2 separate regions of the Mus musculus genome follow, and region 2 is linked to region 1. Evidence: chromatin contacts called from ENCODE Hi-C or POLR2A ChIA-PET data. All regions are on one chromosome and are shown on one strand. Each heading gives the region's core, a stretch centred on a gene start or an enhancer-like site at or near the end of the contact. The rest is flanking DNA. Distances are from core to core; before and after follow the strand shown.

Region 1 (5,166 bases), core at 999-3,498:
CTGCTCTTCTAAACTTGGCCAGTATAACACTTGTTTATTTAAACTATAAATGAAATATTTTGAGGTTCAGCATTCATGTTTCCAAATGGGACAAAATGAAAACTTTGATGGGATGGGATGGGATGGGATGGGATGGGATGGGATGGGATGGGATGGGATGGGATGGGAGATAGGATGGGATGGGATGGGATGGGATGGGATGGGATGGGATGGGAGATAGGATGGGATGGGATGGGATGGGATGGGATGGGATGGGAGATGGGATGGGATGGGATGGGATGGGATGGGATGGGATGGGATGGGAGATAGGATGGGATGGGATGGGATGGGATGGGATGGGATGGGATGGGAGATAGGATGGGATGGGATGGGATGGGATGGGATGGGATGGGAGATGGGATGGGATGGGATGGGATGGGATGGGATGGGATGGGATGGGATGGGATGGGATGGGATGGGAGATGGGATGGGATGGGATGGGAGATGGGATGGGATGGGATGGGATGGGATGGGATGGGATGGGATGGGAGATAGGATGGGATGGGATGGGATGGGAGATGGGATGGGATGGGATGGGATGGAATTGGAGATGGGATGGGATGGGAGATGGGATGGGATGGGAGATGGGATGGGATGGGAGATGGGATGGGATGGGATGGGATTGGGAGAGGTTTAGGTTAAATGTCAACCCTCTAATTCATAGACAAGATATATAACTTACAAGCTTCTGGCTCTGTAGTGGAGCCAGCTGCCCTAGCCTTGCAGTTGCGCACATTTGGAAGCACTGAGTGTCTCACCTCAAACATTAATGAGTATTTTACTTTCCCTTCTGAAGTTTCATGCTTCCAGTCACTGTTGCTGATGACAAGATGTGTGGTGTTAGCAGAAGACCTAGCTTATCATCCCCTTAATCCACACCCAAGATGGCCCTGTGCTAGTTCCCAGTCCTTCCTATAGCTTCCTATCCTCCTAGGGACAGATGACTATGGCAACATAGGTCTCTAAGCAAGGTGAAGGGAACTTGGTGTTTGAAGACTGAGAGGCCACCTGCATGTGTGTAAGCCCCTTCCAAGTGGCAGGTGAACTGTGAGCACACTCTAATGAGGAACTGAGGAATAGTGTATATTCCTCAGTATAGTCTAGGATATTTTGTGCTTAGTGTTAAAGTTGTATAGTCAGAATATTTCTGTTTTGAATTTGCTTTTAAATCTGTTTACCACCTGATTCAAGAGTATTGTAATTTCTTTTCCTTCATCGCAAGTATTGCTGGGTTCTGCTTAATTAGATCCAGATTCCTACTAGTCCATCAGCATCAGAACATAGGGATCAAACTAAACTATCAAACTTGATGGCAGATGTCCTTACTCACTGAGACACCTCACCAGGCAGTGATTTTTAGTTTATTTTTATTTTTCAGTCCCCCAGTTTCTCTCTCAGTAGGCCAATCTTAAGAACAAAGCCCCTTGCTGCAAGAACCTACCCTGATTCTCCAGAGGGCCGCTGAGGTGCTCAGACTTTGCAGGCAAGGTTGTTAAGTCTGGTTCTGCCACCTAATTAACACTTGTTTATATTAATTAGTTGCCACATGTACAGAAGGCAGTGGTCCTTTTTTGAAGTTTCCAGTTACAGACCTAATAAGATCTGGCCTGAAATGGGACTTTGAGAACCTCCCAAGGCAAGGTAACAGCTTCCAAGTCCTCTACAAGTTTCTCTTTCAGGCATAGACAGCTCTACAGCCATTTTTCCATAACATCCTTCATTTACTCAGAAGGATGGATGGAACAGGAGGGTGTGCACAGGCTCTCTTTGAGTTTTTGGTGCTCCTTGTCAGGTGTCAAAACAAAGGGGACCATTGTGTTTCTTGGAACTGATCTAAAAGTCTGTGTTTGAGATTAAGATCTAAGGAAATGCATTTCCGTTTAACACCCAGTAGTTTCTGATTGTGAAAAGACTCACAACCTGTACATCGGCGCCGTACATGACTACAGACTCCAGCCTCTTCTGTTGGTTCCTTTAATTAGTAGGAATTAAGTGGAGGCTGCTGCATATTTTGAGAATAAATAACACTGTTTAAACTTAGGCAGCCTTAACCATTAACTTAACCGCTGGATTCTCGCTGCTACATGTCTCCTGAATAGATCAGCATAATCTTAACTAGGACTTAAAAATCCTTCATCCGCTCCCTCGCTCGCTCACTCACTCACTCTCGGGAACTTAGAACTTGAAGCCCATGGGAGCCTTTGGAGACTTAATGACTTTAATTATGGCAAGAAGTATCTTGTGGTGGGTAGGAGTACAGCTGGTGGGAGAGCCCTTTCTCAGTGCAGCCGGATGGGAGCTGGCAGAAAGGCAGTCATGGGGGAGGGGACTGAGAGGGGTGACTTGGGGGGGGGGGGTTGGCCGCAGGGCCTCTGAATTCTGAACTGTGTTTGTGGCTTCAGAGCTTTGATCACTTGCCAGGGAAACCTGGAAGGTCAGGCCAGGCTGCAGCCAAGCCCTGGAATGAGGAGCCAAGTCAGTGGAGCGGGCAACACTATGTCACTGCCCTCACCTCCCACCCTAGAGGAAGTAACCCTATCTGCAACCCCATCCTCTGGTCCTCTTTCTGTGGTGGTCTTCTTTTGAATTGGGGTCTCTAAAGCCTGCAATAAGCCAACAAAGTGCCTTCCAAATGTGACTTGGTAAAATCAGATATGCTATATGTACTTTTAGAGGAAATCAGGACTGGTTTTTGTTTGTTTTTAATTCTGTGTGTGCCTAGTACAAATTACTCTAGAGCACAGGTGATCTCTCCTGGTGGCTTGTGTCAGGTTTCCCCATTTTTTTTAACATTACCATCACCACCACCACCCCCACCTTGTTTCTTGGCACCAAGTTTTTCTCACTGGTTCCCTGTGTGCCCTAGTGTGTGACCTCATTTCCTATGTAATGAAAAGTTTCTGTCGGAAAACAGGGCCCTTGGTGAGTGTCTTTGAGCCCCTTTGCCTAGTATGACTCACACTTTAGGGCACAGGGCTGTGCAGAATACGCAAGAGCCTGGTGCCTGGGTGGTCACTGCCTAGAGGCAGTGAAGGAAGGAGAAAGTAAGGAGTGAAGGTTTAAAGTCCATTTAGTGACCTCCAGAGAGAAGGGGTACACAAGGACCCAGTGAGTGGGCTGCTTAGACCAGGAAACCCCACCAAGAGAGAGCTGGTGGTGGTGGTAGGTATGGTCAGGTCCACTGGTTGACCTCCATTGGTATGACCTGCCCCTACCACAACCACCACCACTTTCCCCTACATGACCTCACTGGCAGTAGGCACAGGACCCCATACAACAACAGAAGCTTGTTACTGCCACTCTGCAAGTCTGTAGACTGCAGAAAAGAATGGTGTCTCTCATGTTGGTGTTTAAAAATTGTGACGCTGTGGTTTCTGCAGCCAGTACTCCTAGAGAGCCGTGCTCTGTGTCTCAACAGGTCCTGTGCCTTGTTCTCTCTTGCAAGTGGTAGGATAGATTCCATCAGTCCTCTAGGCCAGAGGAAGGCCAAGGGCACATATCCAAGGGTAGTCATCTGGCTAGCTTTTCCTCATTGGAATTCTATGGAAAGTTCACTTTCCTCCAGAGAGAGAAGGGACACAGCACACACTTTAAATGTACAGGAATTTTTTTTTTTTTTTGAGAGCTTTGAAATCCAGAGATGTGTGTGTACAAAGTCCAGGGCCTAAGAGCCACAGGCAGAGCCACTGGAGTTTAAGACTGGCCAGAAACAACATGTGTGCCTTAGAAGTCAAAAGCCTCCTTAGCAGTACAACAGAAGATGGTGCAGATAAGAAGGCAGGTCTTGAAGTCTGAAGTGTGAAGACTAAAGGCTGCAGATTGCAGAGTACCAAAAAGACATAGCTAAACAGACGGATCCTAATTGAAGAGTTGGAGGATCCACAGGATTCCCATTGGTTAGGAGTTGGCTGTAGTCAGTGTTGGGAGCAGGAAAGCCCAAGTATGGTGCTTACTACCGAGTGAAACTGATGCTGTGTGAGCGCAGCAGGGTACTGTAAAGAAGTCTGGTGGCCAGGCTGCCCTCTTGTGTGGGAAGCTTTTGAAGATTGGTGCTGCAATATGGAGCTGGGTGCAAGTGTTAGAAAATGCCATGAAGGGCAAGTTAAGTGAGGTAAAGCTGAGCTCTAGAGGTGCTGCATGCTACATCCTGCAGTGGGAAGGACAATCAGAACCAATAGGAGGACATGGTAAAAGGGAGCAGGCTGTTGAGTTTGGAAGCAGTTAGCAAGGGAAGTCAAATTTTAAGCAGCCCTAAAAGCAATATAGATCCCTGACTGAGAAAGGTCCTTGTGCTGTGCTGTCAGTAAGACAGGCTAGGTAGGGAGAGCCCCAGGGATAAACTAGTTATAACTCACAAGGTAGTGATAGGGTTGCAACAGTGGAGAAAAATAGTAAGTAGATTTGGAAGTTATGGATTGGTAAGCAGTTAAATGTAAGGGTGAAGCAACAGACTAGTTAGCATGCACTACCTTGAGAGAGGAGCCCACGTTGTAGGGAAGAAAGAATTGCTTTTATTTGGTTTCATTTCTTTGGATTTTTCAAGACAGTGTCTCACCATGCATTCATAAACTCTTTATACCTCTGACTGACTCAGACTTGCAGTGATGCATCTGCCCCAGCCTCCTGAGTGCTAGAATGACAGATATGCACCACCACAAGCAACTTAAAACTCCGGATTGAATGAATCATAGGCCCATGGCACCCACATTGTCCTGCTCAAGAAATGGCCCACAAGTGTCTGAGATAATATACTCTGGCCTGCTCTGGAAATAGCTGCAGAAGTTTGGAGAAACCCAATCTGAAGCAGAAAGTTTGTGCCAAGTCAGGGGAAGCAGTCCTTGGGCCTCCAGAACCATGAATTCCCCACGGTCGTCATTTCTGCCCACTTGGGTTAAGCTGCTATCTGTAAGCCCATCTGAGAGCTCTGTCAGTGTGTTCACAGGGTGAAGGGAGGAGACCCCAGCACCTCCTTGCCTAAGAAAGAGTGCTTCACTCGGAGATTATGAAGGTGCATTATAGTAGATGCTTCCAAAATGTCCTTGTTTGTGTCTTCCTTGAAGTTCCTATGGCACAATTATTTGGCTGTCTTAAATTGTTCACAGATGTAACTGTGTAATTGAATGTTTT
Region 2 (5,158 bases), core at 2,187-4,686, 57 kb before region 1:
ATGACCCATTAAGTTCTTATAAAGAAATCTCCAAATAGCAAATCTCTAGTCTTCTTTATTTCATACAAAAACTTTTTTTAAAATACAAGGTCTCATCTATGGCTGGCTGGGAACTCATTGTGTAGCTCAGGGTGACTTCTTCAGGTTTGTAGCAGTCCCCTTGCCTTTACCTCCTAGGTGCTGGATTCACAGGTGTGAGCTGCATGCCTGCTCTTTAAAAGGGAGCTTGACTTGCATTTCATTGTAATTATTGGCATGTGTTAAAATACCCAATTTTCCATTATAGGAACAAGCAAACAAAAATACAATATGCTTCTGAAGAAACCACGTGTTCCTGTCCTCTTGTATCCTCTGACTTTGACCGTGGTCTCCTGTCTGGACTTGCCTTTCAGACTTGTCTTTGAAAACATCCTTGTTATTGACAGTTTTATCTAAGAGGATATCCACAGAACCTCTTATGGGCATAGAGTGATTGTTATAAGCATTTATGAAAGACTTGACTTTTTTGTTGCTCTATAGTAGTGTTACTTTGCATGAATAGCAGTCAATTTCAGGTCTCAAGAATGGCTGAAGAAGTGGTGTGAGGTGTCATCAGTATTCTTCACAGTGACAACTTGTATCCAGAGTAGTGTCCAGCCAAAACCACATTACTTTCCTGAGTCTTAGGAACTTGTCTGTTTTGACAGCAACCAGAAGCAAAAAGAAGTGAAAGCTTTTTTTTTTTTTTTGGTTGGTTTTGAGTAATGTTGTCTCTTTTGTTTGTTAGATTAAGGAAATGAAATAATTACTAGGGCCCTAGATGTGAGCAAGGTCTGGGCCATGTGCCCGTGGTGCTTCTATAGTTGGATAATCCTTTTGAACCAGTTCAAAGTGTTGGAATAACTGGAGCTGAGCACTGTCATCACTGATTAAATTCATATTATTGTTGGTTTCCCCTGTGAGCTGTTAGTACTCTGGTGTTTTTCTTGCTGAGAGCCTGCAGGCAGGCTACACATGCAGAGGTAACCAGTGTGTGCATCCAGTGCTATGTGTCTGGCTCTCCAGCTTACAGGAGTACTTTCTTTGGTCACTCAGCCCCTGCAGGGAAGCCCATCAAAGGCCATATATAGTATTTGTTGTAAGACAGGAGTATGTCTTTTAAAAACACATTACTACCAGGTAGTGCTGTGTTTGCTTTTAAGCTGTATTGTGTTTTGGGTTTTAGTTGCCTCTTATTGCAGCAGATAGGTACATTATAGAATCATTTTCAAACAGCTGATCAAACATCATGATTACAGGGAAGGTTCAATACTTAAATGCATTTTCTCACTTAGTGTCTATCCACTTAGCATAATTTTTATAAATGAATACTAGGATCTCTGTCTTTTAAAGCTATTATCCAGGCTGGAGAGATCGTTCAGCGGTTAAGAGCACTGACTGCTCTTCCGAAGTTCAATTCCCAGCAACCACATGGTGGCACATAACCATCTGTAATGAGATCTGACGCCCTCTTCTGGTGCATCTGAAGACATCTACAGTGTATTTATAATAATAAATAAAAATCTTTGGGCCGGAGGGAGCGGGGCCGACTGGAATGAACAGAAGTACTAAAACCAATCATCCTTATTTTCTAACCCATTAACTTTTGTATTTTCATTTTCAGTTTTTGACCAGAAATAGATGACTTATTTTCGGTGTCCTATGTATCACTAGGAGAGCAGTCTTCCCACTGAGTCACACCCCTCAGTTTGACTGTGGTTTAGAAGTAGCACAGGCTGTGCCCATTAACTTTATTATTTTTTTTAATGTGAGTTTTTCCTGGGGTGTTATTTTTATTATCCTCTTTTGGTACAGAGGAACCATAGATTATAGAAGCATTCTTGGTTTTTCTTTAAAAAGCAAAGTTGATTGGCAGAGACTCCAGCTGAGCATTCAGAAAACCTGTGCCTGAAGTGGAGGAGTGCTGGTTTACCTCTCAGACTGTTCCCAGTTGGAAGCCTCCACACACAGCCAGAGCTGCGGAGCTCCTTTGCTGTGTCAGTTCCTTATCCTTATTATCACAATCACTATGACAACAGGAAGAAAAGAAACTGTTCTTCTATGTTCTGGATTCCAGGAAAAATAGTTTAGGCCATTGGTTCAAAGAGCTAGAGAGGCATTCATTCAGGACAACTTTCTAACATTCTAAATGGCTCAGAGGGTAAATTATTCGGTGAACAAACATGAAGACTTGAGTTTGGATCCCCCAGAAGGTGGGGAGAATACTACAAGACTGTGATTCCAATACTTGTAAGTTAAAGTAGGCTGTGGAATCAGGAGATGCCCCAGGAGCTTAAGGCCAGCTAGCCTGGCATGTGCAGTGATAAAACAGCAAAAGACAAGATAGAAAACAAGGACTGACACCTGAGGTCACTTCCGACCTCTACATACATGCCTGTGCATGTACAAATACAGAGCTTTCTAATTTTTTAAAAAAGGAATTATGTATTTTTTATACATTAAAAAAAGGGTGAAAAAAACCTTATGATTCAAGAGAAAAGTGGATGGGGTTGTCACCCTATCCCTTCACATAATTTATAAGCCTTGATTTTAGCTACCACACTTTTAAGAAAAGGTCTGGACCATCTTGCATCCTGGACCACAAAGGGGAAAGGACAACAGGAGGGAAATTTCCCTTTAAATCCTCAGGAACTTTTGGATAAGGTCTTATTACCGCGTGAGTTAGCTTGTCCTACTAGTATAGCAAGTAGTTCCTATGTTACAGTGACTCACTTGCATGAAGATGATCCTTTTGAAGTTATTGTAAATCTTCAGTGAGATATAGAAGTGTTATAACCTTGGGCAAAAGCAGTTAGTCCATGTCTCTCTCCTTGAGACATGGGGAGACTGTGCCAGTGTGTTTCAACAATTTGTGTTGAAAGCTTCTGAAAGCTACTCTTGGTTTCAGAGCTTGGCAGGTGGACCATCTCAAGGGAACAGTTCTCTCCAGACACTTATGCCTGGTAACACATTGTCTTTTGACTTAGAGGTTCCTGTAGATTCTTTGTCCATTAAGAAAACAGTGAACCTGTGATGTAATCAGTCTCAGTGGGCCCTGAGAAATCTGAAGAAGGCCCATTTTCATATTTTATCTCAAAACAGTTGTTCCATACCTATACCGTGCCTTGGTCTGGTGCGCATGCTCCTTGTTAGCCATGCTGCTTTAGCAGCCCCTTATTTGGAAATGCAGATGGATGTTCATTACCTTTTCTAGATATCATGGGGTCTGTCTGTTGAGGAGAAAATTAGAACTTCTCAGGTTGTTCATCCTGGTTGTAGCTGTATATTTGTTGTAGCTGTAATACCCAAATCCATGTCAGACTTTAGTATCACCGAGAGTTAGCTTTAGTCATGTGGGTGGTAAAACTGCTGGTTCTTTCTTCACTGTGTCTGCCTGAGTCATCCCACATGCTCATTTCCTAACTGTCTACAGCCATGTCCTGGATGGCTCCCAAAATAGCTGTCCCAAACAGTCTCCCTTCAAGTGAACACTGACTGTCCCATGCAGGGAGCCCATGGGTAGTCTCTCCTGGAATTCTCTATGTAGACCAGGCTGGCCTCAGACTTACAAAGGTATGCCTGACTATGCCTGACTTTGTCTTCAGTGTGCTGAAATTAAAGGCATGTGCTGCTATGTTCAGCCTCTGCAACTGTCACTAAACTACTTGGTCTTTTCTTCTCTTTTTTTAAACCTAATTTTGCATTCTTATTCTTTCATTTTCAATACCTCTGTTTCCCCTCCTCCCACTCATCCTTTTTTGTTTTTTTGAGACAGGGTTTCTCTGTATAGCCCTGGCTGTCCTGGAACTCACTCTGTAGACCAGGCTGACCTCAAACTCAGAAATCCGCCTGCCTCTGCCTCCCAAGTGCTGGGATTAAAGGTGTCATCCTTTTTTCTTTTTCCTTCAGAAAAGAGCATGCCTCTCAGGTATATCAGCCAAACAAGGCATAACAAGATACAGTAAGATTAGGCACAAACCCTCATATCAGGGTTGTGCAAGGCAACCCAGTAGCTTGTGAGTTAGAGACACCCTCACTTCCACTGTTATGAGTCCCACCAAAACACCAAGCTAACAACCATGATGCATATAGAGGACCTAGCACAGACCCATGCAGACTCTGTGCTTCCTGATGCAGTCTTTGTGAAAGCCCTGCTTGGTTGATTCTGTGAGCCATGTTCTCCTTGGGTACTTGATACCTCTAGCTCTTACAGTTTTTCCTCCTTGGCTTCTGTGGGGTTCCCTCAGCTACTCTCTAATTTGAGCTTTCTCTCCACCTAATGTTTGGCTGTGGGTCTCTGCATCTGCTCCCATCAGCTGCCAGCAGTGCCTCTCTGATGACAATTGGGTGAGGCACTGATCTATGAGAATAGCAGAATACCATTAGGAATCATTCTATTGATTTTTTTTTTCTTTTTTCTTCTATCCTAGGTCTCTGGGCTATCCAACCTCTGAGTCCTAGTCCAAGTCATTGGTTGGCCACTACCACAAGTTTATACATCCATGGCCCTAGCACATCTTGCAGGCAGGATAGATTGTAGGTGGAAGGTTTTATAACTGGGTTAGTGTCCCAGTCTCACCATCAGAAGCCTTAACTGATTAAAGAAGATGGCTGGTTAAGTCTCTATATCCTCATAGATTCCTGGGAGTTTCTACTGTACTAATAAGTTTCCACATCACCCCCATCACCTCATTCCAGTGCCCCCAATTCTAGTGTCTCCTATCTCTCTCCTTCCCCCTTCCCCTGATCCCCCCCCTGTTCCCACCCCTACCTGTCCCCAGTCCACTAGCACATCTATCTATTCTATTTCCCCTTCTTAGGGCGATCCATGTGTCACACCCCAGCACCCATTATTTAGCCTTTCTAGGCTTGTGAATTGTAGCATGATTACTTTACAGCTAATATCTGCTTAAAAGAGAGTATATGAGTCTGGGTTACCTCACTCAGAATGATTTTTTTTTCCTAGTTCATTCCATCTATTTACCTGCAGATTTAATGATGTCATTTCTATAAATAGCTGAGTAATACTCCATTGTGTAAATGTGCCAAATTTTCTTTATCCATTCTTCAGTTGAAGGACATCTAATTTGTTTCCAGTTTCTAGGTATTATGAATAACACAGCTATGAACATAGTTAAGC

What was found. A loop is a pair of places that touch in the nucleus more often than their neighbours do. ChIA-PET counts read pairs that join two places held with the same protein, here RNA polymerase II (POLR2A).
Region 2: a loop to region 1 is called in a map of Patski, with 2.5 times the contacts of the local background. The contact joins two enhancer-like sites. A Hi-C loop is called at or near these places in 3 of 37 maps with a recorded cell type or tissue (Patski, T-helper 1 cell and adrenal gland). POLR2A ChIA-PET finds 5 or more read pairs at or near these places in 1 of 5 experiments (Patski).

Annotation. Positions count from the first base shown.
Region 1 is chr11:5,294,573-5,299,738 of GRCm38, reverse strand. All of the region lies in intron 2 of Znrf3 (zinc and ring finger 3), which reads left to right. Among named protein-coding and RNA genes, the nearest start is that of Kremen1, 36 kb to the right of the region's middle. Within about 2 kb of position 2,248, at least 1 of the 3 ENCODE cell types and tissues checked has a DNase peak (open chromatin) inside an H3K27ac peak, as active enhancers do.
Region 2 is chr11:5,353,237-5,358,394 of GRCm38, reverse strand. The region is part of intron 1 of Znrf3 (zinc and ring finger 3); the gene reads left to right. Among named protein-coding and RNA genes, the nearest start is that of Znrf3, 89 kb to the left of the region's middle. Within about 2 kb of position 3,436, at least 1 of the 3 ENCODE cell types and tissues checked has a DNase peak (open chromatin) inside an H3K27ac peak, as active enhancers do.